2 separate regions of the Mus musculus genome follow, and region 1 is linked to region 2. A link is a loop called in an ENCODE intact Hi-C map of the cell type or tissue named here. Cell type or tissue: left cerebral cortex. All regions are shown on one strand. Links, peaks and the distances in the headings refer to the core of each region. The heading gives the core; the rest is flanking DNA. Region 1 has its middle 5.1 kb from the start of Gm39053. Region 2 holds the start of Tsku (tsukushi, small leucine rich proteoglycan).

Evidence for each region. A loop is a pair of places that touch in the nucleus more often than their neighbours do. Peaks named below come from ENCODE experiments on the same cell type or tissue, not always from the same donor. Only the 100,000 strongest peaks of a DNase experiment are listed, where the experiment ranks them.
Region 1: it touches region 2 in a loop (16-fold over the local background); 21 of 42 quality-filtered maps call a loop at or near these places.

Annotation. Positions count from the first base shown.
Region 1 is chr7:98,424,624-98,432,066 of GRCm38, reverse strand. No RefSeq gene overlaps it. Among named protein-coding and RNA genes, the nearest start is that of Gm39053, 5.1 kb to the left of the region's middle. In left cerebral cortex, for the core only: no CTCF peak of the experiment used is centred there; DNase peaks (open chromatin) are centred at 3,716, 4,519 and 5,274.
Region 2 is chr7:98,360,064-98,367,506 of GRCm38, reverse strand. Tsku (tsukushi, small leucine rich proteoglycan) reads left to right here and starts at 6,219. Exons shown (of 2, transcript NM_001024619.3): 1 at 6,219-6,265. Gm44507 (a long non-coding RNA gene) reads left to right here. Exons shown (of 7, transcript XR_001778223.1): 7 at 1-514. In left cerebral cortex, for the core only: no CTCF peak of the experiment used is centred there; no DNase peak of the experiment used is centred there.

The DNA of each region.
Region 1 (7,443 bases), core at 3,102-5,601, 63 kb before region 2:
GCAGAATACCAAACCAGACACACACACACACACATAAACATACTAAACCTTGGTAAATGTCTTAAACTATGCCGGCCATTCCCTTCTGTGCTCTTACGGAAGTGACAGCAGTGGTGGTACATAGGTGACACTTGTGTGGCATTGTGTGGTGTTCTTGTATCACAAAAGATTCAGTATAATGTCACAGTGCAAACTGAAGACAATCAGGGTCCTCTGGTGCCCTGCCCACAGATGTGGCACATGCTACACACAGCAAGCAGTCATCAGATGGTTAACTTTGCCACTGAAGAGCTAAGGCTCAGAGACCCTGAGACACTTGCCCAGGGTGACAAGATTAGTGACATCTCATTGTCTTCAAAGACTACTCCTAATGTTAGGTGGTACCATGCTTCAGTTTCCCCATCATTTAGATGGGGATCCTGACTAAGGCTTTTGACAGCTACTGGTGGATGGGAAAGTGCTCTTCAAATGGGGGAAAAGCACACATATTAGGGCCTCTATTTCTCCTTCACTGTGGCATTGAGGCCTGTGCAGGAACTGGTCCAGATGAAGGGCTGGGGATGCTGCAATGAAGAGCCTAGTGGAAGGGAATTGTTTCTTTTGGACATAAGTGATACTGAGAGGGAGGAAGGGAGGGATAGAAGGAAGGAGAGATTGTAACTTGTAGGAGTAGGTGTAGGGATAGATCATGGACTTGATGAATAGTAGGTCGATGAATGGATGGATAGATGCATGCATGCATGGATGATAACCAGATGAATAGATGGGTGGGTGGATGACTATATGATGAGATGGGTGGATAGATGAGTGGGTGGATGAATGGATGGTAGCTGGATGAGTAGATAAAGGAATTGTGGGTAGATGGATGATGACCATAGATTAGATGGGTAGATAGATGGTAAGTGTATGGATGGGTGAGTATGTGGATGAGTAGATCAAAGGATTTATACTTGATAGATGGATGATTGGTACCTGGATAGATAGATGAATGAGTTAATAGAGAAATGATGTTGCCAGGTAAATGCTTTAGAAGTGTAGTCATGGTCATTGCTTCTTCCAGCAGAGGGCGCCCAGACTGCACTCACTGGCTCCACTAGCATTCCAGTGGGTACATCTGTAGTGAGTCTGGCCTTCCTGGCAGCAGTGTGTTAGCAGCTCTAGAAGGTGAGAGACTCAAGGTGCAGAGAGCCAGGCTAGAGTCCATGGATACAGGACAGAGACAGAAAGCACAGAAACTCAGGGGCACCTGACACTCGCCATGGAATCTCAGGGGAAAATCGTAACATAATTGCCTTCAGTACTTGTTTAAGAACTGAATGGAATGTGTCTCAGATTGAAGCATTTGGAGCCCAGAGAGTTACCCTAGACCACCCAGCAAGCATGAGGTGGGAGGCAAGTTGTCCAGTATCTGAGAAGACTGGGGGATCTGGTTAAAGTAAAGGGGGTCCCTCAGGGGATGGAGGCAGTGGGGAGGAGCTGCTCTGAGGCTGGGGAAGATCCTTGCAGACACAGGATGTGTTGAGAGGACTCATCCTGCCACCTGGGAGAATGTCAGGTGCACACTTCACACCCCATGGTGAGCACCAGATGTAAGTCAGCAGTGTGCAAAAGCAGGGGCTTGGCTTGCACCTCTGGGTGTGAGTGTAACCCTGCCATCCTCAGGGGAGCAAGAGCACTGACTTCTTCTCCCTTTGGGGTTTGTCAGTCACTCCTGCTCCATGCCAGGATTTATCTCAGGCCAAGGGATGAACCTGTGGACTCCATGTCCACAGGTGACACTCTGCAGAAATCAAAGCCAGGCCCTACACAGCTTTAAAAGGCAAATTAAAAAAACCCTGAGAACAGTGGCACACACCTATAATCCCAGGATTTGGGGATGGGATGGGGGCGGGATGGGGTCACCTAGAACTATATAGTGAGACCCACACTGAAGGCTAGGGGTATAGCTCAGTGGTAAAGCACTTGCTAAGCATATTCAAGGCCCTGGACTCAATCCCCAGTGTACACACACACACACACACACACACACTCACACAGAGAGACAGACAGACAGACAGACAGAGACAGAGACAGAGACAGAGAGACATAAAGAGAGAGGTGGGGGAAAGGAGGAAGGGAGAGAGAATTGTCTGTTCTGAGTTGAATGAGTGTCCTGCCCAGAACCCAAAACAGTTACAAGATGTCATGCAGAACTGGTCCCCTGGTTTCTTGGGAGCAGGTCTGAAGATGGAGAAAGACCCTCAATGGGGAAGGCAGTGGCCAGAACCACATGCGTCCTGGTCTAAGGCCAATCCTGTTGGCGCTGCATCATGAGACCACTTCTGTATCTCTACAGCCTCAGTGTGGTTCACTCAAAGCAAGCCAACATCCTCTACACAGGAGGGTCAGCATCTTCTGTCAGTGAGTGACAAAACTCCCAGGCTTGGGCTCACAGGGCCTTTCCTTTGCATTCATCCCTCATGAAGCTCTCCAGCGCATCCTATCCACTAGTCTTGTTTGTTGCAATGCAGCCTCTATGCACATGGGAGATCCAATGGCTCCAACCTCCGGCTCTGCAAGCTGTTTTGATGTCAGTAGACAGGGCAACTGCTGTAATCTGGTGGAGGAGGCTGAGGCACGGCAGGAGTGAGAGCAACTGGCTTGAGAAGGGGATCCCCAATCTGGTGATTCCTGCCCCTCCATTGACATGCAGGTGAACAAGCCATCTGCTAGTTCATCACCATCCACTGCTAAATAACAGAAGCAATCAATGGTGGGCAGGCTGCAGGAGAACTTTCTTCCTGCATAAAGGTGACAGCAAATACATATAAGTAGGAGATACAGAAGCCATGAGCCATAGTGTATGACCAAAAGGAGCCCTGGCAGTGCCCTGGGACATGGGGTGCAAGCATTTGTAGCCTAAACAGCTGTCTATGCCCCCCCCCAGTAACCCAGTAGAGCCAACCTAACATGGTATTTTCAGAAGTTGCAGAGTACATAGTATTGATGCTGTGTTTGCAGGGCTTCCCTGGCTCTGGATGGTGACCCAGGGAGGAAGCAGGGCCTCTGCGCTGATAAACCACCAGCTGCCATCCCTAGAGAGGCAGGCCTGGACCTTCTTCCGGAGGGGATGTGATGTGTCTAACCCCCAAGCTCCTACCGTAACCGCCTCATCCTGACTAATTCTAGCGTGGTCCCGTTGGGATAGCAGGTCTGATGTACTTCATTCTGCTGAGTCTTTCCCAAAGCTGGTCCAGTTGCAGGCTCAGCTGATTCCTCTATAGCCAACTCTTCAAGCCTGGGTTGTCACTGTGGCCAGAGGACAACACGACAGGTGCCAGGCTGATAATTCTGTCCCATGATGACCTGTGACCCCTGGAGCCCAAGTTGCCTCACCTGTGACATAAAAGACAATGGTGCCTTCTTCTCAGGGTGACTATGGTGGTCCCATGGAGTGGTGGGCTCTTGGAACTGTGGATACATAGCAAATGTTACTTTAGATCTAAGTTCTAAAAAAGCTTAGAAGCCAGACTACAAGATGTAGAACCTGCCAGTCTGACGTGTTAGTCAACTCCTAGACCTCAGATGGCTCCAACCGTGTTCTCTCCCTGCTAAATCTTCATCCACACTTGCTTGGAACATCCCAAGAGCCAGGCTGGAGCCAGAGCTGACAACTAAGGTTGGAGTCAGCTCCAAGGCACAGGGGAAGTGATTCTAAGTGGAATGTGGGCAACAGGAGCTGTTCCCATGGGAGCAGAGTGCCAGGCTGTGCCCAGCTGTGGGGAGGTGGTGTGTGGCCGTGTGGGTGTGTGCATGAGTGTGAGTGTATGAGTGTGTATGTATGTGAGCGTGTATATGTGAGTGCATGTGTGTATATGAGTGTGTAGAGTGTATGTGTATGAGTGTTTATATGCCTGTGAGTATGTGTGCACATGTGTGAGAGCATGAGTATGTATGAGTATGTATGTGTTCATGTGTGCGAGTGTGTGTGAGTATACATATTTATGAGTGAGTGTGTGTATGTGAGCGTGTATATGTGAGTGCATGTGTGTATATGAGTGTGTAGAGTGTATGTGTATGAGTGTTTATATGCCTGTATGTGTGCACATGTGTGAGAGCATGAGTATGTATGAGTGTGTATGTGTGTTCATGTGTGCGAGTGTGTGTGAGTATACATATTTATGAGTGAGTGTGTGTATGTGTGTGTGTGTGTGTGTATATATGTATGTATGTTTGTATGTATGTATATGTGTACGTGGCATGTGACGGTACTGCCCACCAGGGCTACTTGGTTTGTGAGTGGACCTGATGTCTACACTTAGGGTTTGGGCGGTGGCCTGCTTTCTGCCATCTGAGTGCCCATTTTGGCTTGCAAAGCCTCCTTTGAGACAGAGGCAGCCAGCTGGACCGGCATGCTTCCCAGAACTAGCCACAAGTAGCTCATGGGATGCGTGCGAGGAGAGGGGGTGGGGACTGGCTCAGAAGAATCCATGTAGCATCAATTCCCAGTCCACAGCCGAAGTGCCATGGGTTAGTGAAATGGGTAGGAACTCAGAAACTCTGTCAAGGGAAGAACTGGGCAGCGGCAGTGAGGAGGAAACAGGAGGCAGAAGCAAGTAGCCATGAGGTCAGAAAAAGATTCACATCAAAGTTGCCGCAGACAGAAAAGAGAGCAGGGTGGAGGGAGACAGAGAGCCACAGGCAGAAACAGAAAGGCAGAGAGGAGGAGAGCTAGATTTTGAGGAAGTTAAGACGGGGAAGTAGATGCTGGAAGGCAGAGGGAGGGAGGGAAAGAGGTCATAAAAAAGAGGAAGGAGGGGGAGGGATGCCCAAAGAGAATGAGAGTTAGGGGAAAGAATGTGAGGTGATAGACCAGGAACAAATAAAAGGATGTGGCTCAGGACTTGTGCTTGGAAAAGACAGAATTTCCAGTGGTCAGCCCTCTCCCATGTCTCAGGCGAGAGTACAGAGGCTCCAAAGCGGCCATCTCCAACATGGCGGCTGCAACCTTTATCCCCTACCCCTGGGCTTAGTGTCAGTCAGGTCTGCAAGGGCTTTCGACTCCATTGCTTTTCAGGGTGGGGTGCCCCGGAGCCCTGTCAGCAGAAAAAGCAAAAGACTGCACCTCTCCTTGAGTTAATCATCCTCTCTTCTCATTCAGTCGTAGACAACCATGCACCCACGGCAAGCACTGGCCCAGCGTGTGGACATCCTCCTTTCTCTGCCTATAGGCTGACAGCTGGTCCTCCTCACACCCCAGGGACAGCTTGAGATGTCAGAAAGTACATGCTCAAAGAACTGTGAGACATGCCAGAAAGAACCAGAAGGTTCCCTGGAACCAGAACCTTCCTGTGGAAGGTTCTCACAGGGCAGAGCTGGATTTCTCTGTGCACTGGAATAAATACTGCTCACAACAGACTATGGGTCCTTGAATAAAATAATGAGACCAGAAGCCCAAACTGTTGGAGAACAGAAGAAGGGAGGGGACATTTAATGAGGCACGGGATATTTACACACCCGCCAAACACCTTCCCAGCAAATGCTTGCTCATTGTGTAAGGGATAGCAAAGACTCCTTTTCCTCCAAAGGTTTGCAGTGCAGAAACCTGGCAAGCCCTTGTCAGGAGATCAAAGAGCATCCAGCCCATTAGAATCGGGACAGGTTGAAGCCTTGTGCAACCGGACAGGAGGCTACGACAGAGCAGTGCCTGGAACATTCCTGCTGAGGAGTCAAATCTGATTCTAGTCATGAAGAGACCCCAGGCAAAGCTGCATCGAAGCATATCCTGCAGGGAACGGGCCTGTCATCTGGGAAAGTATCAAACCCATGGAAGGCAGGGCAGCTCTGCTTCAGTCTGGCTGAGAGGTGGAGCATTGGCTTTAAAGGACTTTACTGGGTCATTTTTAGAAACTCACAAGGAGCCTAAGGAGTGAATGGAGACAGCACAGCCACGCTCAGACACTCATGCTGTGTTATTGTTGTTGTTTGATGGTCCGTTGTGGTTATACAGGGAAATGGCCTTAGTCTGTAGGTTACAATGGGATATTTATTCAGGAAAACATAAACATGCATTCTGCTTGTACATTTGAATACTATTTGTGTGTGTGTACATACAATATAATTTTCAAAAGAGAGTTAGTTTTCCCATAAGAAATACCAAACTTTCCAGAAAGGAATAACCCCTAGTTTATAACTCAGCCTTATCAAAATGAAAGCCTATATGTGAAATAAAATCATGTTTATAGGCTTATGAATGCGAAGACACCCAATAAAATACGCGAGATCTCACAGGCACATGATTCCAGGAGCCTGTTCTCAGGTGAGCCAGCCTTCTGACCCTGTCCCACCCTCCTCCTCACCTTGGGACAAAGGTTTGTGCCAGCCAAGGTGCCATCTTGGATCAACAGTGACTGATCACTGGAAGAGGAGTAGCACACACAGAAGGAGGAGCCTGTGGCCTGGAGCACTTCCTGGAGCACTCATCATTGCTCCTGTACTGTTTGCTCTAAGTTCATCTGTGAGAGGGACAACTCCCTCCACAGGAAAGCAAATTCACAGCCAAACCTAATCCAAGCATTCAACAACAGGGAATTAAGGGAGGAAAAAAATATAGTTCATCTCCTAATGAAGAAATGGATTCAATAAAGTTTGGTGTTTGCTCATGATTCTAAAGATAACTCTTAACAAACTTGAAAGAGACAAAAAATATCTTTGATTTCATAAACAAACACCTACAAAAGCCCCATGAGCAAGCTCTACACTGTGGGTACCCGGAAGATTTGTGGTTTAAATCCTCTTTAGGACGATGAAGGAGATAAGCATTCTGATTGTCATGATTTCTATTGAGTTCTCTCCTGGAGACCCTAACCAGCCCTATAAAATAATGCCAAGAATGAGAAGCAAAGATGTGGAAGGAAAACAAACAAACAAAAACTCATTGTTTGCAGAAGATTTATTGTCTACATAGAAACCATAAATTTACACAAGTAACTAGAACAAGAGTTTTGTGAGATGCATGAGTATAAGACACACATATCAAAACAGGTGCATTGTATCCTGACAACAGAGTTCAGAAGTGTAATTTGAAAAGACTCATTTATAGTAGTCACAGAAGTTAAAGTGGACTTAGAAAAAACATGAATTATTGTTAATTGTCTGCATATGAGGGGCCAGAACCAAGTATAGGATCTCTTGAAGCTAGAGTTACAGATGAGCCACCCAGTATGGGTGCTGGGAACTGAACTCGGGCCCTCTATTAGAGCCATGCATGTTCTTAACCTCTGAGCCATCCATAGCCCCAGTATAAGCTTTTGTTCCCAGTGGATGAGCAAAAGGCCAAGAGACACTCCCCCCCCCCCAGAAAAAAATAAGGTTAGCAGGCCTGTCCAACGAGCTGTTGAGAGGGATCACAGGCCATATGGAAATTCAGAAAACGTGGCTGCTGCAGGGCATAGTAAACACAGC
Region 2 (7,443 bases), core at 1,964-4,463:
GTGCAAACTGTCCAACAGCATCCACTGAGCTGTGCTCTTCACAGGGGATGCTCTCCCACATCCTGCAGTGAGGCCTCCCCTTCTCTCCTGGCCAGCCTTCCTGACTTGTTTGCATCCCTCTGAGAACATCCCTGCAGCAGTTACCAGATGGATAAGCCTCCCTTTCTGGATCTCGCCTAGTGTTCTTGCCTGTTAACTGTGGGACCCCACATCAAGGGAGTCTTTCAAAAATTATACCCTTATTTCAAAACAAAGTTTCATCTCCAATTCTTGACAGATGGTTTGATGGTTTGAAAGAAATCGACCCCCTCCCCCCCCAGAGGCTTTCACGTATTTGGATGTTTGGTCCCCAGTTGACAGAATTGCTTGCAATAGCCTTTTAGGTTCTAAAAGCCCATGTTATTGCCAGCTAACTAACTCTCTCTCTCTCTCTCTCCCCTCCCCATCATGATGATCATGGACGCTAACATTCTGAACTGTGAGCCCAGATTAAAAGTTTTGTTTATAAGTTGTCTCGGCCATGGTGTTTTGTCACAGCACTAGAAAAGCAATGAAGGCAGAAACATCACTAGCAGGTCCACTCTAAAGAGCTATGTGCCCCCCTTTATTTGAGAATAGTATCATGAGTTCCCTTACAATTTTCTTGGACCCTTTCCTCTAGAGGTGTGCCTCAGTATATTTAACTAGGGTCATCCACCTTTGTCCCCGCATGAGGCAGGCACCTTCTATCCCGTCACATTCACCACTGGGATGTATTATAAAGAGCGAGGTAAATATAATCCCCAGATCCTAAAACAAAAGAAAGACACCCTGCGTTCCTTTGTAATGTGGCTTGGCTGCATTGCACACTCGGAGACCTGCAAATGCGACCCTTATATGACATTTCACCACACACTCTTTTTCCTCAGCCTGTTCTGTCATAATGTTCTAGGTGGTTAGAGGTATCCTATATATATCCAAGCTTTCATGTTCCTTTCTCAAGATCTAAATCTGCAAAAAAAAAAAAAAAAGTCCTGTCACGTGTGTTTAGATAGATTGCCAGGGCCCTCAGAAGGCCAGGACATCCTGGATAGCCCTCCTTCAGTCCACCTCATCCTATCAACCACTCCCTCAGTCCCTTTTCCCAAAGGGGTTCAGCCATCCCCCCATAACCAGAGGGCTCGGATACCCTCGCCTCTTCACACACCCTTTCAAGAAAGAACTCTATAGACCTGACGTGTTCTGCTGCTGCTTCAGGAAGCCTATACCCCCTCCATGAGGTAGCCTGCACTGTCAAGGTCTGTGCCCCCTCCTCATACCTGACCTTGGCCAGATAGAAACAAAAGCGGGCTCATTGAGCCAAGACCTCTCTACTTGTATCAAAGCATTCCAGATCTTCTCCATTGGAGAGGCATCTCCTCTCCATCTCCTCCATCTCTTCTGACCGAAGTCGGCAGACTATATCACTCTTTGTACTATCTGCTGTTCACGTGAGGGAAAAGCCTGCACTTGGTCACTGGCTGAGTGATGGGCTAACATCTGAATCCTATGGGAGGCCCCTCCTGTGGAAGATGCACTTACCCCAAACAGACCTGGGAGGCACCTTAGGGCATGGATCCAGGTAGGGAGAGCCTTAGCTACGTGTTTACATCGATTAACCAGTAGTGATAAAGTCTGCTAATTATACCAAACTGCCCTGTCTCACTCCAGATGTCCTGAGGCTATGTCTAAGTCCTATCCTGGGACCCAGAGGGTCTACTTGGCATAAAGAAGCGATATTGGATTCAAGACTGTCTCTCTCTGAAAAGGGAGAGTTACCTCAATACCTAAAGTCCTGGAGATACTATGGCCAGGGTCTATTCTTGGACTCCGAGGGAGAAGGACTGGCATGACTAACAGATTGTCTGTATACAGACTCTTATTTTTTTTTCTCTCCCTATGGAAGAGCCTTGGGTGACCCTGGATGTGGCAGGACCTTGAATTAATTTCTTAACCAATATGGAAGCCACTTCTGAGTAATTTCCTTTTGGTTTTTGATCCTCCTTATTGAATTGGTGGGTGATTCTTGCAGAGTTAAGCTGCCCCACTTCCCCTCTAGAATGTTCCTTAAAAAATTTTATCTTTTATACACTCAGTATGCCTGAAATGCCTACTACACTCTAAGGGAGAGGCTCGACATTCCCATTAGCTCTTCCCGCCCCTCTTACCCAGGCACACCATTAGACCCTTCTATTTCCCCCAAATCCCTCTGTGGTCCGTTTCCAACTCCTTTCCTAGGGACCTGAAGTTCAAGGATGCCCCTACCTCGTATTTATAAGCATTTGGTCACCAGTGTATTCTGTCCCTGTATCTTCCCTTGTGATATGCCCTTACTGGTAGATGGAAGGCCTGGTACATGCACTGGTTAGTGCAAGACCTTAGAGTCATCAACAAGACTCTGGTCTCTATATGCTGTTGTACCAAGCCTTTACATTCTCTTGGGACAAATTTCCACAGGGAGTTCCTGCTTATCTCCTTCTTCTCAGCTAGCTTCCTTCTTATTACTATTTTTTAAAATAAGTGTCTTGCTTACGGTTTTATTGCTGTGAAGAGGCACCATGACCATGGCAACTCTTATAAAGGAAAACATTTAATTGGGGCTGGCTTACAGTTTCAAAGATTTAGTCCATTATTATCATGGCAGGAAACATGGCAGTGTGTAGGCAAACATGGAGAAGGAGTTCTACACTTTGATTGAATGGCAGTGAAAGGAGATTGTACCACACTGGGCATAACTTGAGCATAGGAGACCTTAAAGCCCACCTCCATGGTGACACAGTTCCTCCAACAAGGCCACACCTACTCCAACAAAGCCACACTCCCTACAGGCCAAGTACCCAAACATGTGAGTGTATGGGGCCATTCCTGTTCAAACCACCACAATGAGCCAGTGAGTTTAATAAAGGTTACTTATGGGGGAGGGGCAAGAATGAGAGGTTATTTATGGGAACATGATTAGTTACCTCCACTGGCCGTATAAAAAAGCCTTTCCCAAGCCGGGCGTGGTGGCGCACGCCTTTAATCCCAGCACTTGGGAGGCAGAGGCAGGTGAATTTCTGAGTCTGAGGCCAGCCTGGTTTACAGAGTGAGTTTCAGGACAGCCAGGGCTACACAGAGAAACCCTGTCTCAAAAAAACAAAAACAAAACAAAAACAAAAACAAAACAAAACCAAAGCCTTTCCCATTGAGACTAAAGACTACGGAGGGCCCAACAGTGCTTGAACATGTAATTTTTCACGTTGTTCTCCCTTTCTCTAAATGGACAGATAACAGCTCAGCTTTTGAAAGACCCACAACGTGAGGACTCCCCCACGTTCTGACTCAGGAGAGGCGACACCCCAAAATCACCAACGAGAAACGGTCTTGCTGCAAATTGCAAGAGGATTTTTATTCAAGAGCGCTCTTGGGCCCACGGTCATACACCACGCAGGGGTAGAGGACTGTGGCGCCCCAGTAGCTGAGTAAGGGGGTATTTAAAGGAAGGAACCACAACTCAAGGAGGTGGGAAGGGCGTTGTTGGAAAATACCGAAAATACCAGTTAAGAGTCACAAGAAAGTACAAAGTCACAAGTGCCAGGTTATCTCTCAAGACAGTTTCTAAGAGCCCCTAACAATCTAAGAGCCCCTAGCAATAGCACCTTTGCATAGTGGGTTCCAGCAATGGTCAGGGTGGGTCAGGGTGACTTTCTTTGAATGAACACTCTTTGAACCCAGGAAGCAGGTGGGTGGAGGAAGGAATGTCGCTATCTGTCTTATGATTAGCATACCTTGGAGCACTGAGTTTATTACTCTTTCACTTTCACTCAAACAAACAACAAAGTGAACAAGCGGAAAAAGAACAACCAAGGGATCAGTGAGGCCCTTCAAATAAAGTGTCTCTTGTATGCTATATACGCACAACCAGCAAGAAAGGCAGAGAGGGCAAAGAAGCTCCTTAGTAATTTAATACAAGAACCTTGACAGTCCTGGCTAACTCTTCTCTCAGTAGCATCCCTAAGGTCTCCTATCACTCTTGAACAGAGACGCCTCAAGCCCATTTCTGGTTCCATGTAGAGGCCGTTTCTTCAGATAGATCTTTCATTAGGCCCTGAAACTCATTATCTTGCCCAGTATGTTACATCTCAGAAACCAGCCATCAAGACCACTAATCATCATCAAGAACATTAAACCAGACTCTTTCCCCACCAATTGAATATGGCCAGTCAAAATTAACCTCGATGGAAGACCACAGAGCTGCTCTCTCTAAAGTCAGCCTCCTCTGGGAATTGAACACTGACCAATCAGAAAGAATCATTATCATTTGCATGGTGGGAACTACATGATGGGAACTCATGATGGGAATTCCATGATGGCTCATCCTAATCCAAGAGGATAGTGGCTGGTGAGATGACACGGTGAGTAAAAGAATTTCCCTTCAGTCCTCGTGACCTGAGTTCCATCCCTGGAACCCACACAGTGGAAGGGCTGGAGGTGAGACTAACACCTCACAAGCTGTCCTCTGACCTCTACAAATATAGGGACATCCTCCAAACCTGGAACAATGAAATAAATGTAATTTTATTTTTAAAAAATAGAAAGATGGTAGCTGCAGACAGGTATTTCTTTTTGACTCCCCATCTCCCTGAATTCTCCCAGTGTGTTCAATAAACCTATTCCCCTTCCCCTACTTTGGTCTAACTATTAATTCTTTCACCAACTCTACATCATTCCTCTTGTATTCCTACTCCATAGGAAGAGGAGTTCAGACTCTGCCCAGGAGGCTCCAAGAAAATTGGTAGTATAGCACTAAATTGTAAGGGTGACCCTGCCCACTTGGATACGATTTCAGACGAGGCCACAGTAAAAAGATTCCCCTAAAGACCTCCTATTCCCAAGGATGATGGATTTTTTTTTTCTTTCCCTCTTTTGGCTTTTTGAAACATTCTTTCTCCAGAGCTAGGCTTTCACACTGACAGTTATCCTGCCTCCCCCTCCTAGGAGACAGGGACCATTGTCCCCTCTCCTCATTAATAGCAGGGTTCAGCCCAGGTGAGTCCCCAGGGCCACATGGTGGAGGGAAGGGAAGGGTCTGAACAACCACTTTCTTCTGAGTGTGAACTTGACTTTGCTGACTGGGAACTTCCTTTTCCTCGGGCAGACACGCACAAGCCCAAGCAAAGATTTCTGTTTTTAAATAATAAGGAAGAAAGAAATGAAAAGACTGTGTGCAACAAGCCTGGGCCACGGCAGGGAAACATGGCTGGAGTTCCCCACCCAGGGGCCCTTTCCAAGGTGGCAAGTTCCTGGGAGGTCCAGAGACAATACCACACTTCCCTCTAACCCTTTACTTCCCTCTGGAGATAGGCACTGTCTGGGTATGTGGATAGAAGTACCTGCAGCAGGCAATTTCTCTCTTCACTCATGTATTTTTTTTCAAACACACACATGTCATATATCATATATATTTGCATATATATATATATATATATATATATATATGCAAATAATTTCGGCAGAAGAGGATGGAAGACTTAAGCCGCTACTACAGAGCAGTTTCCCTTCTTGGAAATCCAGCCAGAAGTTGACTTTCCCTCCAGGAAAAAAAATATGTCTGTTAAGTCTGTTGCTTTCTCCCTCACTTGGTGTCTGCCAGCTTTCCTGCTTTTGCTCTCTCTCTCTTCTGTTCTGCCTTGTCTCTTTTCTCAAACACACCCATTAGTGACTCTGGACCTTTTTTAAAACTTTTTTTTTAAGTGGGGTAGGGGAGAATTTGAGAGAAAAACCCTCACCCACCCATTCTTGCCAACTAATTCTGCTTTCCTACACACACACACACACACACACACACACACACACACACACACTGGCGACCTCCAGATGTTCCCGACCCAGCGGCCATCTGCTGAGATTACTGGGACGCGCAACTGAAGGAAGGCAGAGGGGGCAGGGATCCGGGTTGCAGGAAGCTGGGAGAGGCCTTGTGGAGTAGGAGGGAACCGCGCACTTTTTAGACGCTCCCTAGGGTGGAACCCGTGCTCGGCCGGCGGGGGCAGGGCTGCTAAAACGCCCCCCTAGACTTGCACTTTAACGACGCTCCCTGAGCTTCCTGGCCTGTTGCCGGTGCAGCCACTGGGTGCCGAGCAAGGGGAGCCCGGCGGCGGGCGGGGACGTGGGGCGGGACGAGCGGCGCGGAGAAAAGCGCCGGCCCATGGGCCAACGCCGGGTCGCCTAGGTGAGCGTGCCGAGGCGACAACTGCAGACCTGCCAGGTGGGTGCTGTCGGGAGGCGCAGCGAGATCGGCGCGCATTTGGAGGTTTGGAGCCCGGGACTCCAACCTCACCGCCCCATCCCGTGAGCAGGCCAGCGCGAGGGGCGGGTCCGGGTCCTGCCAAGGCCCCTCAACTTTTCCGGGACACCGAGCCATAGAGTCGGGGGAGCAAGGGTGAGGGCTTTCAGGAGACAAAGGCTCTGCCTGGGGGTCGTGGGCGTGGGCCGGCGCCTCCAGGGTCTTTGTAAGAACACGTGCATCTCACGGTACTGGGTCTTTTGTGGATTTGGGTTCGGAAGCCAGCATCTGCCTTGCCTTTGTGTGTGCGTGGCTTTGCATGGCTATCTCGCTCCAGTGTCCCCGTTTTGCAGCCTTGCGTTTGGTTGTGGGGACCGGTGGGCGCTCCTAGTGTCCGCATACGTGGTCTATGCTTGTCGACGTGTCTGAGTTGAGTATCTGTGGGGTATGTGCGCACTGAGAGCCCTGAAGCTGCCCCGACTCTCTGCTCCCTTTCTGTCCATCGTTTTCCCCCTACTTGGCTTCAAACTTTTCTCTGGGTTCCTCCGGCAACGCCTGTTGGCAGCCCTTCTCTGTCTCACCTCCGGAGGTCCTTTGAGCCGGGAGGGGATGAGATGGATTTGGTGGGTTGGGGGTGATCTGCAGTGCCTGGCGACTGGCCCGGGCCAGGACTGGGCGGAGCGTGCGGGACACCCTCACTGGACCCCAGTGGGAGGAGGGAGGGGACACCGCTGGTCTGGGCTCCGGCCTGAGGCCAGAGACCCGGGAATAGCGTACTGCTGGCAGTAGTCTGCTCTGCGCTCCGGGGACAGAGTGAGTGCGGACTGAGATCAGTCTGTTTGGTGGAGAGACTTGATTGGCTTTGAGTTCCGGCTCTGCTTTAACCCGACCCCAGAGTGAGGGGACGAACCTTCCAATCCAGTAGGTGAGAAAAGCCACGGTTTGTCTGCATCCGGCCTGCTCGCGGCCCCTAGCCCTGATTGGGCTGTGATGAAAAGGGGCTTTCCACACACTAGTTTCCCAAGGGATGGCCAATGGCTCACGTAGGGCACGGGCGTGTTGCAGAGCCCGTTGAGATTCGGTCACTGATGTGGATGAAGTGAGAAGAACTCTATGCCGTGGGAGCGGAGCGCACCGTGGTGGTAACCAGCGTGGCGAGC